Linked DNA regions of Homo sapiens: region 2 is linked to region 1. The links are chromatin loops, found by intact Hi-C in ENCODE. Cell type or tissue: Calu3. All regions are shown on one strand. Each heading gives the region's core, and the rest is flanking DNA. Links, peaks and the distances in the headings are about the cores only.

Region 1 (10,679 bases), core at 1,295-9,294:
AAAGACCATGAGGGAAGGCCCTTAACCAAATCAGAAAGTGGAAAATTTGGGAAGTCAAAAGAAATGTGGTTTGGCTGCATAGACTGTAGTGTGTGGGGTGGGAGAGTGGCACATACGAAGGTTGAGAATTTGGTAGGAATCAGGTGGTGTAAGCTATGGGGAGGAGTTGAAACTTTAGAGATTTTATTCTGTGGGAAATGGGAACTTATTGAATGGTAAGAAATGGAATGGCGGATGAGGTTTGCATTTGAAAAAAATTATTGTGGATTAAAACTAATTGACACAGCACAAGAGTAGAGGTCTTTTTACCCTTGCAAGTATGAACAAATCCTAATCGGGAAGTCAGCATTATCTTTGTTTTAAAACATCAAACATATTCTTTCCCCAAACTATCCTATAAAATTTTACTTCAGGCATGGTGGCTTACTTTTGTAATCCCAGCCCTTTGAAAGGTGGAGGTGGGGGGATTGCTTGAGCCCAAGAGTTCAAGACCAGCCTGGGCAACACAGCAAGACCCCATCTCTAGGGAAAACTTAAAAATTAGTCTGGCATGGTGGCATGCACCTGTTATCCCAGCTACTCAGGAGGCTGAGGCAGGAGGATTACTTGAGCCCAGGATCTCAGCTCACTGAAATCTAGTGAGCTGTGATCATGCCCTGCACTCCAGCTTGGGTGATAGAGTAAGACCCTGTCTTAAAAGAAATTACTTTATCTCTCTGGTGGGATATATGACTTATCAAATCATAGGCATTTGAAATTAAGAACAGGGCATACAAGGTGAAGTAGCCAAAAGAAGCTAGACATTAATTCCAGTATCAGGCCAAAATTTAGCTTAAGAATTAAGGTTAATAGTACTTCCCTTCTGAAAAAGTGCCGTGGTATCCTTGTTGACTCTGTATAGATAGGCCTCTGTCCATCCCTGAGATCTGAGCTAAGAATGCTTCATCAAAGGCAATTTCAGAGAACCAATATAATATTTGTATTGATTTGATGCAGAATATAGTTAAAAGCACTTACTACTGAAATATATATTGTCGTACCTCTCTTCATTAATGTCATTTGATAGTCTATAGGCTAAGAATTATAGGAATTTATTTATTTTTCTTAATAATTAATTTTTCTTTTTTTTGTAGAGATGGGGTCTCGCTATGTTGCCCAATCTGGTCTCAAACTCCTGGGCTCAAGCTATCCTCCCACCGCAGCCTCCCCAAGTGCTGGAATTACAGGCATGAGCCACAGCACCTGGCCTGGAATTTATTAATAATGGAGTTATACATCCTGATCTTGTTTCTCACTCCATTTACATTTCAGGAATCAGTGTTACAGGGCAGTTTGATTGGAGAAATCTCAATTACATTGAAATTCCAATTATTTCTATACTACTTTTGTTTTTTGTTCCTGTTTGTTTGTTTGTTTGTTTGTTTTGAGACAGAGTCTCGTGCTCTGTCACCCAGACTGGAGTGCAGTGGTGTGATCTGGCTCACTGCAACCTCCACCTCCTGGGTTCAAGCGATTCTCCTGCCTCAGCCTCTTGAGTAGCAGGGATTACAGGCACGTGCCACCATGCCTGGCTAGTTTTTGTATTTTTAGTAGAGATGGGGTTTCACCATGTTGACCAGGCTGGTCTGAAACTCCTGACCTCAAGTGATCTACCAGCCTTGGCCTCCCAAAGTGCTGGGATTTCAGGCATGAGCCAATTCGCCCAGCCAGTATATTACTTCTGAAAGCAAGAAGGAATTGTGATTGCATTAGGACTTTGAGTGGGTTATCTGAAGACTTCTGAAGCTTGAAAGAAACGAGGGAACCTTTTTCCTATGTCTTCACAACTTTAATCAAATCCTTATTCTCCTTCATTTCTCAGTCTTTAACTCCTGCCTGATAAATTTTTATGAACAGGTACCTTATTCACTTTGCTTAACACCTAACAATAATCACTTGATACGTAGTAATTATACAGTTGATTCACCACCAACACTTTGAGTTTACATAAGACAGCCGTTTCTTTCCACAAGTCTCTATAAACACATTGGGAGCAAGGTCCAGTTATCAGTGGTCTTGGTGTCTTTCCAGGGCCTAACAGAGTGTTTTGCATATGCTAGACACTCAGCATGATGTAAGTACTTGCTGAATGAATGATTGCTTCTTAGTAATAGCTACTTCCTTGTACAGTTCTTCATTACCAGTGGCCCACCTTTGTGAGTTACTGGGGTCTTTGTACAGAGCCCAATACTCGTTTATTCAAATAATCCTAGAATCACTTGTGTGCCAGGCACACAAGTTGTATGGGGGAGATAGACAGATGAATAAGCAAAGACCACCAGAGAGCTGTATCCTAGAGCTTGGCATTTCTAGTAGCTTTTTCCAGTGCAAACATTCTCAAATCTGTACTAGTTTCCATTGCTGTACTGAGGTGTTTGGTTGCCACAATTAAGCAAGACAGCTTTTTCCCAATTTGCTTGAAAAAAATACTGTAATTAGTCTCTCCCTTTCATAAAATTTTCTTAAGAAATTGCTACTTCTGATAATACTGACAGAAGGTAACATAATAAATACTAAACTAATACTAATGGAAAAACTTAGAACTAACCATGTTTAACTTGAGGGCTTTAAAAATGGTTACTTGTGCTTAAACTCTGATTTTTATATTGTACATTTATATATGCTATTTGTGTATATTTGAATATATGTATGTACACATAGGCATTTTTTTGGTTAGTAAAATTATTCTGGCTGGGCGCAGTTGCTCATGACTATAATCCCAGCTTGTAATTTCAGCACTTTTGGAGGCCAAGGCAGCAAGATTGCTTGAGGCCAGGAGTTCGAGACCAGCCTGGCCAACATGGTGAAACCATGTCTCTAAAAGAAAGAAAAGAAGAAAGGGAATAAGAATTGTGGGGGTGGAAGGAGGAGGGCTGGTTCACACCTGTAATCTCAGTACTTTGGGAGGCTGACGCTGGTGGATTGCTTGAGCCCAGGAGTTCGAGACCAGCCTAGGCAACATGAGAAAACCCCGTCTCTACAAAAAATACAAAAATTAGCTGAACATAGTGACGTGTGCTTATGGTCCCAGCTACTCAGGAGGCTGAGGTGGGAGGATCGCTTGAGCCTGGAAGGTCAAGGCTGCAGTGAGCCATGATTGTGTCATTGCACTCTAGCCTGGGCAACAGAGTAAGACTTGTTTCAAAAAAAAAAGAAAGAAAAAGAAAAAATTATTCCTATATTATATGACTAGATTAAATATACAAATAACATTGTTTTCTAAAGAACATTGTGCCCTCCCACTGGAATTCATGCAACAATCACATTCTAAGCCAGCTTCCTAGCATTTTGGTCATAATTGTCTTTCTGATCCTGAAAGCTTGGAAACACAACTTCACCATCCCAGCAGATGTTTGATTCTGCAAAGGTTGATGGAACTGTATTCAGAAATAAAAATTATTCTCAACCTTGCCCCTTCATCATGCTCTGAACAAAAAAGTAAACCTTACTGAAGTAGTCTGCTCTATTGCCTCATAGTAGGCATTATAGAAGGCAGAGAAAATACATTTGAGTCCTGCTTTGAGAGTGAATATCAGACCCTTGAGGAAATTAAAGCTGAATAAGATGCAAGCTTTTTATAGTTTGCCATATACAGAAAAAGAACATGGCCTTTTAATTTGGAATGAAAGGCCTGGCGACTGTTTTTCTTATAATAGCATTAATAGAAATAGGTTGTCGTTACTTGAAAAATGTTTGCATTCGTCTTATATGAACAGTAGTAGTAATAACCAACAAGTGCTGTAGATTTCCCTGAAAATCTACATCTTGAATCAACAAGGAAGTAATTGGGTCATGTTGAATCAACAAGGAAGTAATTAAGCAGAATAATTTCAGGGACCATTGTTCTCATCTTTTCATTTGACTGACTCATTGGAGATGAGCTCATTTACTTTTTATAATTTCCTAGTGTGCCTAGTACATAGGAATGAGATCAGTTTGTTTTTTCTTATTTAACATTCATTCAATGAATGTTCTTTGAACTCCTGTGATGTGCCAAGCAGTGAGCTGGGTCACTGAATGCTAAGAAGTAGTTAACACTTGGCATAGCATTTGTTGTGTTCTAGACATGTTTTAAGCACTTGACATTATATTATCTCATTGAACCCATAGAACAACCCTGCAAGGTTGGCACTGTTATTTTTTCCATTTCACAGATGAAGAAAACGAGGCACAGGGAAGTTCTGAATCTGGCCCAAGGTCAGTGAGCTAGTAAGTGAGGAGATGGGGATTAGAATTCAAGCAACCTTGCTAAGAGTTGACTCTCAACCATTCCCCTGTCCTGTACTGCTTCTTTCCCTACACCTTTGCTTTTTATGAGCCACCTTCACCCCTGCTGCATGAGCATTTGAGGCTGAATTTGTGGTGTTTGTAGCTAACTGATGATTGATGAGTGGGCCCTTGCTGTGTGAGTGCCTGACACATACAGAGTGCTTGATGTATATGTGTTGAAAGAACGATTATTGACAAAAAGAAGATTGAAGGTGTGATTGTAAGAGACTTTAACATTATCTTGGTTGTTTTTTTAATTGTGAAGAAAAATACCGATGGCTAAAGATTTTAGTTGCTCTATGACCCAGTCAGTAATAACCAAATGTGTGTGCACCTGTGCTCTGAGGTCACACACACCTGCATGTATATACATTTGTACTGTACAGAGAGGAAACAAGGGAGAGACTTTCCCTCTTTGCATTGACATTTCATCATTAGATGTGTTGCCAGTTGGCACCACCCTTCCTGCTCTGTTCTGCTATTGTCCCCTCATGATTTGTCCTCTTGTGTGTCACCCCCTAGTCTGACTGACAGTACTCCACAAGCTTGCCTGCCATGGGCTGTCGGGATGTCCACGCAGCCACAGTCCTTTCCTTCCTGTGTGGAATCGCCTCAGTAGCAGGCCTCTTTGCAGGGACTCTGCTTCCCAACTGGAGAAAATTACGATTGATCACATTCAACAGAAACGAGAAGAACCTGACTGTTTACACAGGCCTGTGGGTGAAATGTGCCCGGTATGACGGGAGCAGTGACTGCCTGATGTACGACACTACTTGGTACTCATCAGTTGACCAGCTGGACCTGCGTGTCCTCCAGTTTGCCCTACCCCTCAGCATGCTGATCGCCATGGGTGCCCTGCTGCTCTGCCTGATTGGAATGTGCAACACTGCCTTCAGGTCCTCGGTGCCCAACATCAAACTGGCCAAGTGTCTGGTCAATAGTGCAGGTTGCCACCTGGTGGCTGGGCTGCTATTTTTCCTGGCAGGTACTGTGAGCCTCTCCCCATCTATCTGGGTCATCTTTTATAACATCCATCTGAACAAGAAGTTTGAGCCAGTCTTTTCATTTGACTATGCAGTGTATGTCACTATTGCTAGTGCTGGGGGCCTGTTTATGACTTCCCTTATACTATTTATTTGGTATTGTACATGCAAATCTTTGCCTTCTCCTTTCTGGCAACCATTGTACTCCCATCCACCCAGTATGCATACTTACTCACAGCCCTATTCAGCACGCTCTCGCCTCTCTGCCATTGAAATTGACATTCCAGTAGTTTCACACACCACTTAATGGGGAAATAGTTAATTGTTAAAGAAAACTTCTTGTAGCCTCACATTCCCCTTGTGCAAAGAGCTCTTTTGGACCTACATACATTTTCCTTTGTTTTTGACCAATCAATGAAGCCAAATTTATATGTCCTAGTAGAATGAAGTGCTGCTAGTTTTTATGAGAAGTATATTATATTAAATGTGAATTTTTTAAATTTTGCTTCTTATACTGGAAGGAATTTTAGCCTTCATATTGATATCTAATTAATTATTTAAGTGGAAGAGGCCTGCATCACAATTGAGGTAATGTAGAGCAACATGTTAAAGAATGATGGTTAGCAGAAGCTGTTGTATACAATCTTCATGAAAATTTCAGTGTGTATTTTTCTTTTTCTATAATACCTTTAACTGCAAAGAAAAGGCAGTTTCAAATATAAGAAATTTATTTCAGGTAAGGGTAATATTTTAATAGTAGTCAATAATCTAGCTTAAGGCTGTAACTCTTCTATCGGGGCTAATTGTATGAATAGGTGTCAGTATGTTGAAGATTACTTTCTTTTGTGACTTTCTTCTACCTCATGCCACTGTTTAAAAGTAAAACGTATTTTAACGATGTTAGAATAAGACTACCATTCTAAATATCACCTACTTATGAATAACATGTAATAATTTTTAACATTAATGATTCCATAAATTGTATTATTGGGATTAGAATGTGCTTTATGACAGGTTAGTGTTTCCTCTGAGGCAGAAAACTCTTTTTTGGAGATATCTTCCATCAAGCAGTACTCGTGCCCATATACAATCTCTTAGTGGCTAGGAGAAATAAATAAAAGGGCCATAATGGTTTGTTCTCTTTCAGACATAATTTAGTAGGGGACAAGAAGTCTGTTCTTCAGTGAGTACACTAGAGATTTACTCTGGTGACTGCCTTTTGAGTTATGGGTGAAGTAAGGTATGGCTTTACCATAACCTTGATTCATTCACCCTTGATTCATTTCTCGCCCCCGTCACTGATTATTTCCTTGAGCATATATCTCTGCCTAACACTTTAGTAGGTGCTATAGAGGATACATGAAAAGTATGAGATCTGGTTCCATCCAGTAAGACATTTTAATAGAGAAGATCAAAATGTTACCTGGCAGTTGGGGAATAATCTGACTTCGTTGGCAGTTGGCCTTAACTTCTTAATCATTGATCCAGGAATATTTCAACCAGAGACACAACTTTCTGGCAGACAGACAAATTGTACAACACCAACAATATCCTGGACCTTGAAATTCTGTTTACTTCAGTCCATTGTATCCTTTAAGGCACCTGTGCTAGCCTAGATTTTGTAATAACACTGATTTATGAGAATGGACAAAAGTGGTAGGGAAATTGTTCCCTCTCCACTTCTGAAAGTATGATGATGTATTAAGGATGGAGGAGTTATTAAAAATGTCTCTTCTGATGAGGTAACAATTAGATGAAACCATGTTAAAGCTGAGATGAACACTTAGAAATTCAGGGATATTGGGTCTTTAGCCTTATGAATTTGAGCTGCTTATTTAATTGGTGTAATTTACTACATATTAGTACTATATTCGTAAGGATTTTTTATTAACCATTACAGATTTTACAAACAGCTAGTTATATGGTAAACAGATTATTATGCCTTTTTGCAATTCTGAATATGATTCTAGTATTTGTGTAGATGTATTTGGTACTTTTTCCCCTAATTCCAACACTAGTTTATATATATAGCGAATAAATCTAGTTGTATAAATTTTTAAATGCCGTCAGTAGAAAGCACACAAGGTTATGATTTTTTTAATTACTGGCTTCTGATTTCTTTCACTTCTGATCCTTTTCCTTTTTCTCAGATGTAGCTGAGTCTTGATCATTTTAAGACAACGATGGGTAGAATTTTGAGATTAATGTTAATTTTCCCTTTTTGTTAATTTCAGTCCCCTCTCACTATGCTTTTGTCCAGAAGGATCAAGAATTCTACCATCCCTTGGGTCTTTGTGTATAAACAATGTTAAATAAAGGTAGACTCAGTCTTTAAGATATTAGACAGTTTTTTTAGTCCATGGGATTGTAAATATAAACATTAACTTTCCTATAAGAATATTTTGGCTTTGTAATCTATAGCCTCAAATTGGTATTTATTATGGATTCACTAGACAAACAGCTGTTTCCTTATTGTCTTTTTTCTTTAGTGTTTCTGATTTGCTATCAGTAGCTGTTTTTAAAGCCGTCCAAGGAAAATAATTATTTACAGTTTTTGAAGTCACTTTTGAGCCCTCATCAAGCTCTCATTGTGATGGGAGGGATACCTTTTTGTTGTTAAAAGCCTATTATTGTTAAAGGCCTTTTATGGAAACCAACTTGGAAAACAACCTTAAATGTGGATGTATCAGATTTGGTTTATCCAGCCATGGGAGAGAAAACAAACCTAAGTTTACTTTACTTGTACATATACACTACAATGGATAGTATATTTGCTGTAAACTACAATGTAAAACCTCAATAAAAGTGCGCTGTACTTCTTAATGTTTATTAAAAGATGTATTTTTACAAGTTTCTGCTTCTGTTTTTTTCCTCAGTGTTTTAAGGTGAAATATTTTGAGAAATGTTTCTCAGATATATGTAAATTGAAAAAGACAGTTCCATTTAAAGCTCTAAAACGTGTGAACTGGAAGGCTGGGTGCAGTGGCTCACGCCTGTAATCCCAGCACTTTGGGGGGCCAAGGCAGGCGGATCACTTGAGGTCAGGCCCTTGAGATCATCCTGGCCAACGTGGTGAAACCCTGTCTCTACTAAAAATACAAAAAATTAGCCAGGCATGGTGGTGTGCACCTGTAATCCCAGCTACTCGAGTGGCTGAGGCACGAGAATTGCTTGAACATGGGAGGTGAAGGTTGCAGTGAGCTGAGATCATGCCACTGCATTCCAGCCTGGGTGACAGAGACTTTGTCTCAGAAAAAGGAACTAGAAAGGAATTGGAAAACATGGAACTTTTATTCCACAAGTGCCAAGACGTTTTATCCATTTCTAAGAGTAGTCCAAGTAGTCCTGTGGTCCTAACAGTTCACTGGGCTTTTTTTTTTCTCCTTTTCTTTTTTTTTTAAACAGTCTGCAAAGAGACAAGTTGTGGGCCAGATTTGCCTCATCAATGGAGTTTTCTCAGCCTGTGATCTTAGAGACTGGGAGTTCAGTTCTCAAACAGTTAAGTAGAGGGAACTTTCCGTACTCTTCAAAGCTCGAGGTTACCAGGAGAAGTGGTCCTGACAGGCATGTCACCTCAACATTTCTGAAACCTGTGATGAATGTATAGTTTTGGATTACACCTGTGTTGGGGCAGTTCTTACATACACTTCTCACTGAAACCTGTGGCTCTGATAGGTTAGATAGCTGAGCCATATGTTGCACTGGAAATCAGAAGCTACTTCAAACTGGGTTACACTAACGAACAACAGTCCGTTCTGGACTGTTGTGCAGGTTCACTGAGGGTGAATAAATGGTAGAGAAACCATTCGGGCTAACCAGGTTCACCAGAGACTGGTTTACCAACCAGAAGTGAGAAATACATGTTACTTAGAACCATCAGACACAACCAGTTTTATCCAAGGCCCAGCACATCTTATTCTGCCAAAAAGTGAGGAAACGCTCAAAGAATCATGGGAGCTTATCAAATTTCACAGGCGCCAGATTGAAGGTGCTCCCATTGGCCAAATCTGGGACAATCTGAACATCAAAATAAATGATAGTAATGGGTTATAACTCATTGAATAAAATACAAATCCATATGTCCATGCTGATATAAATAGGGGAAGAAAGAAAAGCTCTTTCTTATAGTAAAATACCAAATAAAAAGTAGAGAAAAAAATGAGAAAAACATCAATGGGGTTAAAACTAGTTGAATTTTTTATGAGAGGCAGGATATTTGCTTAGTCTCAAAGTACAAAATGGCTTATTAATTTCAGAGAGGAAAATAACTTTATAGTGGATAAACTTGGCAACCTTAGCTGAGTGATCAAGTTTGTCACCAATAATAAGAAAAAGCAACATCATGCACTTTCTGATATGATGCAAGGAGAAGGCCACAATATTTCTGAGGTATTGCCTGAGTCTAATCTTGAAACATGCAGCTCATTGGTCCCATTTATGCTTTTTGTTTCCTTCTCTATCCTGATCTCATATCTCTTCATTTTTATAAAAAATGCATAAAAATATAGTCCTATCTCCAAAATATTTTATAAAATAAACTCTTTTAGGAGAGATTTTAAAAGAATTTGTGTCAGATCTTCTGTCCTGAAAAACTAAAAAGTCCCTGCAGAAGAGTTGTAAATCAAAGTCACAGAAACACAGGACTGGATGGTAACTTAATTAGCTGTTCCATTTCTGTTGGTTAGCAGTGTCTTCAATCTGAAAGCGTACTCACGTTACCCCACACATACTAGAGGACCCTTTCCAGGAGAGGTTCATTCCCCCTGTACCTGCTGGGTGGCTCATTACCCTCCAGCCCAGCCAGCTTCTATGTCAGTGCCATAGCATGCAAGAGAGCCCTTTGAACCTCACTGCAGGACTGTAGGACTTGGGGAGAAAAAGCACATCTATATCCTGCCTGGTGTTCATATCCAAGTCTGCTATTACAGGGAGATTTGGGTTGGTTTGTTGTATTTTGTTTCAAAATATGCCAACTTTTCAGGTTGTTCTATAGAAAATTGTATTCAGCAAAATTTGGGGAAGATAGCGAAATGGTTGATGAGAAGAAAAAGAACCTTTTTCTTATTTTATATGAAAAACCCAGTGTGACTGGACCTCTTAGCAAAAGTCTAGTAATCATGATTTTGGGGTGGTCTTATTAACCAAAATCCTCTTTAGAAAGATGGAATATATGCTTATATCTCCAGGATTTTGCTTTATAGGAAAAAAGGCACAGCTTCTCATTAAGAGAAAAGACATTATTGATACTTTACATTGTATAATACCTAGTGGCCTTGTTTCCAAGGTTCACTCTCAAATTGTTGAAAGTGAATCTAGTAAATAAATCTAGATAACTCACTTACATTTTTAAGTAACTTTTGTCTTTTTCTCCATGCCCCCTTTCTTGAC
Region 2 (10,679 bases), core at 1,372-9,371, 100 kb before region 1:
CAGGAACAAATATTCATTCATTTTTTCCTAGTGACCTTTCCGTACAATACCAGCACTATTAGATGCTCATATGCAATTTAGAGTGATAAGTGAAACTGCATTTCACAGTTACAGAAGATGCTGCTTTGAGTTTCATTTGGTTTATCAGGGAGAAACAAGGCTGATGTTCTTGACCTACATAAAGAAGAAGATGATAGCCAGGAATGAGCAGGAAAATGTGTTCTGCTTTCCATTCTGAACCTGCTTATTCATTGATTTCTTTTCTGTGAGAGGCAAAGTAAAGGACACAAAGAGCAACTATCTTGTATTACTCTGTCCCCCAAGAGCTTTTCCCTCTGTGATCACCAAAAGAAGCATTATGTTAAACTTAAATGTGAACTGGGGATAAATATCCCTTTGTAGAAAAATGTGGTAAGCTACTTCAACTGTAAGCTAGAAACTAATCTAAAAAATGTATAGTGCTAATCGTTCACTTGAAATATGTGAGAAACACCATGGATTTCCAGAATTTCATTACTTTTCCCCACCCTTTTCCATTAATATCTTGGATACACTTTTTAAAAAATCTCTCCTTCATTTCTGATACTTTGGATAGACTTTACCTAATGTTTCAATACTTCCTATAGATATAAAATTGCTAAATGTTAAGTTAGTCCACAAGACGGTGGAACCATATTAAGATAGCAAAACCAAATTTAAGAACAAGCTCACTCAAGGTACCAAGTTATCTCCCTGTTCACTGAAAGTTCTTCCCAATTCTACTTATAAAATGTCTTCCTAACTGCCTGTATTTTTAGCACTAGTTAATGAAAATCAGCTCCTTTCCTGCAGGTCATTTATTACTTCACATTTCACTTGTTTAGTGTAGCAAATACCTTGAAAATAACTTCAAATAGCTTAAATATAACTGCAATGAATTACATAATTTATATTATTCTGAATGCTTAAAACATTTAAGTGTACTTAATCAGTTGGTAATTTATGCAATATGTTTTGCAATATGCATCACCTGATATAAATTTAATAGCTTATTAAATTATGTGCTAAAAATTGAACCTGATTTCTTCAGGATCTGCTTGACTCCTTGGTCATATATGGATTTCTTGGACTACTTCCAGAAATCTCTGGAAGACTTTTAGGTGACTGGAGTCTTCTTCAATGTGCAAAGTATCTAACTTACTAATAACTGTCTTTTTAGTCTAAATGAGTAAATGCAGATTTCAGCGCTATCTAATAAACAACCAAAGCATAAGCCAGACACAATTAAATATGTTTTTCATTGTAAGTACCATCATTACTGATTTAATAGCAATTAATATTTTCTTTCTAATTTAAAAATCCTCAGAAAGCAAAAAGCCTTCAAGAAAAAGCTATAGAAGCCTCCAGATACCATAAACGACCACAAAATGCAATATTTCACCAAACACATATTAAAGGCCTTAACACAACGGTAAGATTCTTTCTCCATAACATTTTCTTAATAGACATTAAATTTAGAGTGTTTGAACAACTGTGCAAATATACTGAAAACCATTGAATTTTACCCATTAAATGGATGGATTGTGTGGTATTGAATTATATCTCAATAAAACTGTTCAAAAAAAATTTTAAATTTAAAAATTAGAAGTTAAAAAAATTAATAAAAAAAAAACTTAGGCCCCCAAAATATTATGTCAATGGGATTTTCATCTCACATTTTTTCTTTTTGCTGTTCAAATTTCACATCATTAAGGCATATTTATCTCCAATGTATATCCACTTTTGCCCGGTTCTGGTTTAGAGTAGGCCCAGCCCTCCAGGATTTCTAAGAAACTGCTATAAACACTAGTCAGCTTATAATTGTCCTTATATCTCTTTAACAGAAAAGACGCAGTGCTTCCCCTTTTCCTGGCGAGTAGATCCCAAGTGTTCCTGGTATCCTCTGCTAGACTTAATTTGCCCCCAGTTACAAAGCTGATAAGCAATAGAAATAGAATTCAAACCTACTTTTCCTGGCTCCGATGCCCTTATCTTTCTATTATACCATAACTGCCTCCTAGTTATTCATTACATTTGTGTCTTTTCAAAAGTAAGCTGAAGGATGAATGAGTTTTTCTCTTGTTGAAAATTGTGTAAATGGACTTTTAGATATTTACCTTTTGCCTTTTTAGGTGCCCTCTGGTGGAGTAGTAACAGTGGAAAGCACTCCTGCCCGATTAGTAGGAGGACCTCTGGTTGATACGGATATTGCTCTTAAAAAACTGCCCATTCGAGGAGGAGCCTTGCAGAGGGTGAAAGCAGTTAAAATTGTGGATGCACCAAAAAAGAGTATTCCTACGTAATATACTATAGAGACTTTTTGAAATAAAGTCAGCTTATAATTTTTTAGCTGAATATATCTTTATACATATGTAAAGCCAATATTTTAGAATAAGTATTTTAGTATAAATATTTTAGTAAAATACTATAAAAATAAAAGGACATATAATTTATTTTTATGGAAAACATCAACATGTAATATCAGAAGAGTTGTCATCAGTTTCTTTGGAAAGGCTACCAATTTTACTAAGTGAAATTGTAAAACATAGTACATCAGTTAGGACTCTGTTGGTTGCATGTGAACTATTCTAACTAGTTTAAGTCAGAAAAAAAATTTCTTACAGGCTCTATACCTATCAAATCTAGGAGGAATTTAGACTACAGGCATTGCTGAATCTAAGGACTAAAACTATATGAGTAGGATCTTCTCCTTCCCTAGCAGCTCCTGGCTTACATTCTCTTAGGTTCATGCCTGTGTCTCTGTGGTTTCTGCAGCTGCCTATGCATCTCAGGACCCCTGATTGCCCACATGCCTACGGTAGTCCTGAGCCATTCACCATGACTTTGGCCATGGCTGAGTACTGCCTATTCCTGGAGCCAGAAGCAGGGCAACTCCATCCAAAACATATGGATAGAGTGGGGAATCAGGGTACTATTATCAGAAGCAAGTATATATGAATATTGGGCAGCAAGATAAACAATAACTCTGCAACAAGTATGTTGGTCAAAATAAAATTATGTTTTCTCTGCTATAAAAGCAAATGTTAGTCATGAGCCAAATGGTAAAAAAGAAAAAAAAATGCAGCTGGTTTTACTCTTAATATATAAATATACAAAGCAAACTCTAATGCTACTTCTCTTCTTTAATGGGGAAGGGAAAGGTGTAATGGGGGAAGTGTTTTCCCTCATTTGGTAGTAGAGGTATCTTGTCAAAGAATAGGAGATAAATGCCTTTATGCTGGACATAGAGCAAATCTGTGTCCCTGGATGCCCTTATGAAGTCTCCCTCTCCTGCCTTCATTCCCTTCACACCCCTCCTCCAGCCTGGAAGCCACAAAGGACATGAGTTCATGTCCAGGAATCAGAGAGACAAGGACCTGTTTCTTAGGAAAATAAACTGGAATTTGAGTCTAGATTCTGGGCCCATGGGGCACACTCAGCAGTGTACTGGTAAATGGATAACTAGCTTTCCAGGAGGGAAAAGCCCTGATTTACATCATGTTCTCACCAATTCACACAGTATAAATACTGCCACTATTACCAATCTCAAGCTACCAACATGATGCCATTGAATACATGGTTGGGAAAACATAGATAGGTTCTTTCATTATTAGATAAGAGCAGGCTCTATCACCTCAATGTACCCACATTTTCCTCCTTCTTCTTTCCTCCTCCTCCTCTTCCTCCTCTTCCCCCAACTCACATTCCTCTAGGGATTTTCCATTATCCTGTCTGTGAAGACAGTAGCATCTTCATTGAGAGGTAGGGGTTGCAGCTCTTGTCATTGTTCTAATTAGAATGAGTTGCCAGTTCACCTTAGATTGGCGGCTTCTCACCCTGGCCCAGATGCCCATCCTCTTGTGCCCCATAGGAGTAGATAACATGCATCAGCTTATCAGTGAGCTTTGTTCTCTCCTGAATCCCTTTCTCTAGTCTACCACCTTCAAGAAGATATTAGAAGGCATAATTTGTTTCTTTCCTTCACAGGGAACCCTAAGCATGGGTAGGAGCATACAACGAGATGCCCATACAAAAAATACCAGATACATCTTAGGTACACTTGAATTGATGTGAAGTGTCCATGGCTAACAATGAATCTTTGCTCCATTTTGTAGACTATAAGCTCTCTAAGAACAAGGTAGAGACCATATCTCATTAATTATTGTACTTAGTATCTCCGGAAATAAATTATTAGATAATGTGATGGTGGCCTCAGCTACTGGCAGTCTTTCCCTTGAGCTCTGCAAATGCAGCAAAGTACTGAGCTCAAAGGGAAGATTCAGCCAACAAAATACTACACAAGTAATGCTCAACACAGACAACATGTTAGTTTAAATGTATTTACTTCATAACATGATAGATTTTCTCCAAAATGGTGAGGCATAAATACTACTACATGAATATAACCAAGGTGTGGAAATAGTATTACTTGCTTGAGTATCATTTTTGTATGTAGTACAACTAAATGTCTCAGATTGATTAGGACTGTAATCTAGACAATTTCTGATGTCTGTGAACCTTTCTTCTTCCATGTATTTTGCCCATCAGCAAGAAGAAAGGTAAAACAGGGCAGATTATTATGTAGCAGCTATTTAATAGACAAATAAGTGTAAGTTGATGGAAAGCAGTAATGTTCCTTAATACAGACACTTGCACTTGGTAGACAGATTCACCCAAGTTTGCATATTATAATTCCAGCCACCACACAGTGAGTGAGTGACTCTTTCTCACAATATCACTAACTCTAAGTCTCTGTCTCTCATCACATCCTATATTCTCACACCACCCCTGAGCCCTAGGGGACATGATGCCTACCCGATCCTGCCGGCTGAGAGAAGGATGGTATATTTTCTTACATTAGTCAGGTGAGACAAAATTTGAAGCTTTCAAACTGAAACTTTTACTAACCAACTGAATGAAAAGGAAGTCAAAAGAATAAAAGTGTGGAATTCAGTGAGCACAGATAAAAGTAGCTTCAACAATCTCAGTAATGAGACTTTTACCACATGGGGGAGCTCATTCTAGCATGGTTAAACTAATTGTCAGACAGTGCTGACTTACATTGAGTGAAAAATTAGTGAATAATTAGGTGAATAACTTTCATCCATCTGGCATCATCAGTCTGCCTTATGGAACATAAAGTATTTTATATACAACTATATTATCCACCTTAAGTCTTTTGAGGTCAGATATCCAGTTTCTTTCATCATTCTTCTGATAATGTAGTTTCTAGAATGTATGAATCTGGTCAGCTCCATCTGAAGTGCTACAATTTGTTAATACTCCTCTAAACTGTGACCAAACAGATCAAAGATTTTTCAGGTGAGCAGGATCAATGTAGTTCCTCTCATTTTTACACACATTCTGCCAACACAACCTTAACTTACATTAGTTTCATTAGCAACCATTTTTTATTGCTTATATTTAGTTGCCTTTCAAGGAAAATGTCAGGGATGCTTTCTGAGAAAGAATAGCAGACCCTGACATCCAGGAACTGTCCTGGTACTATCAGGTCAAAATTCTATAGATAGACCCAATACCCCAACTTTGGTTTCCAGTATCATTCTCCAATAAAATGAGCCAGGGCTTCTTGGAGAAATGGCTAATTCTAAGGCTGGCGCAGAAATATATGAGTCTGGAGCATCTTACTGAGCTCCCAGTGGCCAAAGCTGGAATGATTTGAACAAATCAATAATGTAGTGTTGGATTATAAACCAAAGTATAAACAAATGTTCATAAATCCATACTGATATAAATAAATGATGAAAGGAAGGGAAAAAAGGAAGGAAGGGAGAGAGAAAGTGGGGGAAGCCTCCATACAAAGAATTCTAAATGATTTATGTAGATATTCCCTCCTCAAGAAGGTAGAAGATAACTACCCATTCTCAAGTATGGGTTATGCTTAGTGACTTCTTTCCAGAGGATGTAATATAGAAAGAAAGTGGAAAGAAACTTTACAATGAAGAAAACTGGCAAACACTACCTAAGCCAAGGTTAAACACCACCAATGGCAAGTCACGTCAATGACATGTGCCTTTGATATGACGTGTTGAGTATGATACTTTACCTCTGTGGTCTTCATCCCAAAAACCTATAATCCCAGTCAAACAAAGACATCAGGCAAACCCAAATTGAGGGGCATTTTGCAATATACCTGACCAGTACTCAAAATTGTCAAGGTCATCAAAAACATGGTCTGAGACATTGTCACAACCCACAGGAACCTCAGAAGACATGACAACTCGGTGTAACGTGGGATCCTGGAACAACAATAACAAAAAAGGAGCTTAGGGAAAAACTACTGAAATCTGAATAAAATAGGAAGTTTAGTTAATATTGTATTGGTTTCAGTGTATTAGTTGTGACATATATAATGTTAAGATATTAACAATAAGAATAAACATGGGGCCAGGCACAGTGGTTCAGGCCTGTAATCCCAGCACTTGGGAGGCTGACTCAGGCAGATCACTTGGGTCCAGGAGTTGGAGACCAGCTTGGGCAATGGAGTGCAATCCTGACTCTACAAAAAAATACAAAAATTATTTGGGAGTGGTGGTGTAGACCACAACCGTAGTTCCAGCTATTTGGGAGGCTGAGATAGGAGGATCAATTGAGCCCAGGAGGTTGAAGTTGCAGTGAGCCGTGATTGCACCACTGACAGAGCAAGACCCTGCCAAAAAAAAAGAAAAAGAAAAAAAAATGATGAGAGGTATATAGGAACTCTGTACCATCCTTGCAACTTCTCTGCAAATTTAAAACTTTTTTTTTTTTTTTACAGTTTGGTATTTTTTATTATTATTATACTTTAAGTTTTAGGGTACATGTGCACAATGTGCAGGTTAGTTACATATATATACATGTGCCATGCTGGTGCGCTGCACCCACTAACTCATCATCTAGCATTAGGTATATCTCCCAATGCTATCGCTCCCCCCCCTGCTTTAAAACTATTTTAAAATGAAAAGTTTATCAAATTTACAAGAAGAAAAACATTAAAAAGTGGGCAAAGGACATGAACAGACACTTTTCAAAAGATGTCATACATGGAGCCAACAAGCGTATGAAAAAAAAGCTCAATATCACTGATCATTAGAGAAATGCTATGAAACCACAATGAGATACCATCTCACACCAGTCAGAATGACTGTTATTAAAAAGTCAAAAAACAACAGATGCTGGCGAGGTTGCAGAGAAAAGAGAATGCTTATACACTGTTGCTGGGAGTGTAAATTAGTTCAACCATTGTGGAAAGCAGTGTGGCAATTCCTCAAAGAGCTAAAAACAGAACTACTATTCGACCCAGCCATCCCATGACTGAGTATATGCTCAGGGGAATATAAATCATTCTACCGTAAAGACACACGCACATGAATGTTCACTGCAGCACTATTTACAATAGCAAAGACATGGAATCAACCTAAATGACCATCATGACAGACTGGATAAAGAAAATGTGGTCCATATACACCATGGAATGCTATGCAGCCATAAAAAGAATGAGATCATGTCTTTTGCAAGAACATGGATGGAGGTGGAGGCCATTATCCCTAGCAAACCAACACAGGAACAGAAAACCGAATACCGCATGTTCTCACTTAAGTGGGAGCTAGATGATGAGAACTCATGGACACAAAATGCGGAACAACAGGCACTGAGGCCTACTTGATTGGTGGAGAGTGGGAAGAGGGAGAGGATCAGGAAAAATAACTATTGAGTACTAGGCTTAGTACCGGGGTGACAAAATAATCTGTACAACAAACCCCCGTGAAATGAGTTTACCTATAGAACAAACCTGTATGTGTACCCCTGAACCTAAAACAAAAGTTTAAAAAATAAACAAAATTAAAAGTTTATTTAAAGTTTAAAAAAGATTCTGGCCAGGCTTGGTGGCTTACGCCTGTAATCCCAGCACTTTGGGAGGCAGAGGCAGGTGGATCATCTGAGGTCAGGAGTTTGAGACCAGACTGGTGAACCTGGTGAAACCCTGTCTCTACTAAAACTACAAAAAATTAGCTGGGCATGGTGGCAGGTGCCTATAATCCCACCTACTTGGGAGGCTGAGGCAGGAGAGTCACTTGAACCCGGGAGGCGGAGGCTGCAGTGAGCCAAGATCACGCCATTGCACTCCAGCCTGAGCAACAAGAGCGAAACTCCGTCTCAAAAAAAGAAAAAATAAAGATTCGATAGAAACAGCAGAGGAACTTTAGACATAGATAATTATTATCCCTTGTATCATCTTATGAAGAAATATTTGTGGGGTCAATATTAGATCCTTTGCCACCTTTTTTCTCCTCAGCCTTAAGCTCTCTGAAAAATAATCGGTTATGAGCTAAGCCAAATGAGCTCAGCATAAACCCAAAGCTGTGAAACTGAATCTTTACCATGGTACCACTGCAAGAATTGGTGGTTTGTTTTTTAAAATGATCTCTAGACTGTCAAATGATTTTGAATAGGACAAAAGAGAAATACATATTGTCCCAATTCAGCTTCATTTTGACCACCTTCTTTTTTATCTTCTATTTTGATATCATAAAATTGCTTTTGAATTAGATCTTTCAGTCTATCCCTGCATTGTCCCACTTCAGTGTCAACTCTGTGAGTCAAAGATTACGTCTGGATTGTTCACTAATATACCCTAAAGCTTAATGAATATTTGTTGAATGAATGAATGATGAACAGAAAGAAAAAGTTTTTTTATATGCAGATGACACTATTTGTGCCAAAAACGGGGAGGAATTTACGGTATGTAATCATCATCAAAAAGCTTAAGATGAGTTGTTTTAAAACCAGATTGCCCAGTTTAGCAAATGTTCTTATTTTTAACCCAATGTAGTATGTAAATTCAATTAAAAGAACTAGAAAACCATTTTGCCATTAACTGGAAGACTAATTTTATTGATTTAAGCTAAAATGTTTATCATCGCTGCAATAAAATTGTCATGACAACTATGAGTGATTGAGGACAACTGGTTGAACAATTTTTTAGACTAAAAGTACATGGTCTCACTTTACAGCATTGAACTTTTGAGCTTCAATCATTTGCCCACAGACTGTAAAAGAGAACTGTTTTTTTTGAGGAAAACTGTAATACTGCCTCTAGGTACCACTTCGGCTCCTCTGCAGGAAATGAATTCTAGGTGGATAGCTGTCAGGTCATTTTTTTTTTTTTAGACCAAAAGCAGTTTAATGATAAAGAACACAGATGTTCAATATGGAGATGAGAAAGGACAGGAAAGTTCTTGGCAAGATTAACTCAACTTTTTACTCCTGTCACATAAATGTGACTCCTCTCAAATGAATCATCACTTTTCGATTAGAGCTAAACAGTAATAAAGTGTCAATATGAAAATATGTTGAAATTTAAAAACTCATATCAGACTAATTATTTGTCATATAAATTCCACAAATCAAAAGCTTAATGGACATAAAATCACTCATGTTTACACGCTGTCTGGTCATTTTTATGAGAACATTAATTAGCCCTACCCTCCAACCAGTTGATTTTCTGAGCTTAGGGATCCACCCTTAATTGGCAAGATAAGAAGTTTTCAATCTAGGAAATTATTAGCCCTACAATCTTATATTATCTGCTACTCATGCAAAATTGGTTATATGAAATAATATTGCCGAACGCTATGAGGTCCTTTAATATTGAAAATTCCTAACCTGGGGTTTATGCAGCCCCCTGAAATTACATGCAAAATGTAATTTTAAGAGTGTTTATATATAAAACCCCTAATAAATGGTCTATACATCATCAGAATTTGAAAGTGGTCAATAATGCAAAGAACGTCCCTCCTTTAATTCAGCTTATTCTTGGATCAAGTCAAACCATCAGGCAGTTCGTTACTTGTTCAGTATTATTTTAGCCGATTTTAAAACTTTTTATATTTGAGTTTGAGTGTACTGGAATCAGACTGTAAAGGAGAGAATCTGTCATTGTAAGGATACTTGAAACCAGTGTTGTAAACCATGGTAGCCACTGTGAAAACCTATGGGTGAGATTTTCATTGATTCTTTGTCCTGGAAAAGGCTGGACCTCTGTTGAACATATGGTTTGGTTTTTCTTATAAGCATGTGAATCTTGAAACTGTTCATGTGTCCCTCTTCACTAGGAGAAGTGGGAAACAGACCAAATTTATAGGCACCCTTTATCAAAGGTATAGGCTTTTACGACATGCATTCAAAAAGTATTAATCTAAACCGTAACTCCATTGTATTACTTCCCTGTCTTCATGTCCCAATGTTCCAATTTCCTCCACTACTTCATGTTTTCCTTTTCTTCGGTATATTTCTTTAAAGCTTCACATCCTTTTTGAAATAAGATGTGAGATATAAATAGGCAATATAAAAAATAACTCAGCTAACACAAAAATTCTATCAAATTGTACTTTACTGAAATGAAGTTTCTGTCTTTGTTTATTGTTCCTTTTTCAAAACAAAGACAATAAAAATGAGAACATAAAAAGGTTTTAGTCCTTAATGCATAGAAAAATACTTTAATATAGAAGATGGCTTGGTAATGAAATGTACATTTCAGAAACCACAAAATATACTACATTAAATATTACTTTTTAGGATAATACTGCCATTAGTTTTGGCACAGTTTAATAGTCAATATTAATATATAAGATACCTTATAAAATTGGTTACAATTTTAT

What was found. Hi-C counts contacts between places; a loop is a spot of excess contacts. Peaks named below come from ENCODE experiments on the same cell type or tissue, not always from the same donor. Only the 100,000 strongest peaks of a DNase experiment are listed, where the experiment ranks them.
Region 2: it touches region 1 in a loop (10-fold over the local background); 51 of 110 quality-filtered maps call a loop at or near these places.

What each region holds. Positions count from the first base shown.
Region 1 is chr7:90,407,814-90,418,492 of GRCh38, forward strand. CLDN12 (claudin 12) reads left to right here. Exons shown (of 4, transcript NM_001185072.3): 3 at 4,194-4,236; 4 at 4,831-8,141. The coding sequence starts at 4,864. The coding sequence ends at 5,598. Among named protein-coding and RNA genes, the nearest start is that of CLDN12, 9.7 kb to the left of the region's middle. In Calu3, for the core only: no CTCF peak of the experiment used is centred there; a DNase peak (open chromatin) is centred at 5,248.
Region 2 is chr7:90,307,918-90,318,596 of GRCh38, forward strand. It overlaps CFAP69 (cilia and flagella associated protein 69), which reads left to right. Exons shown (of 23, transcript NM_001039706.3): 22 at 1,346-1,450; 23 at 2,151-3,146. The coding sequence ends at 2,321. FAM237B (family with sequence similarity 237 member B) reads right to left here. Exons shown (of 3, transcript NM_001384237.2): 3 at 8,890-10,679. Among named protein-coding and RNA genes, the nearest start is that of FAM237B, 8.0 kb to the right of the region's middle. In Calu3, for the core only: no CTCF peak of the experiment used is centred there; no DNase peak of the experiment used is centred there.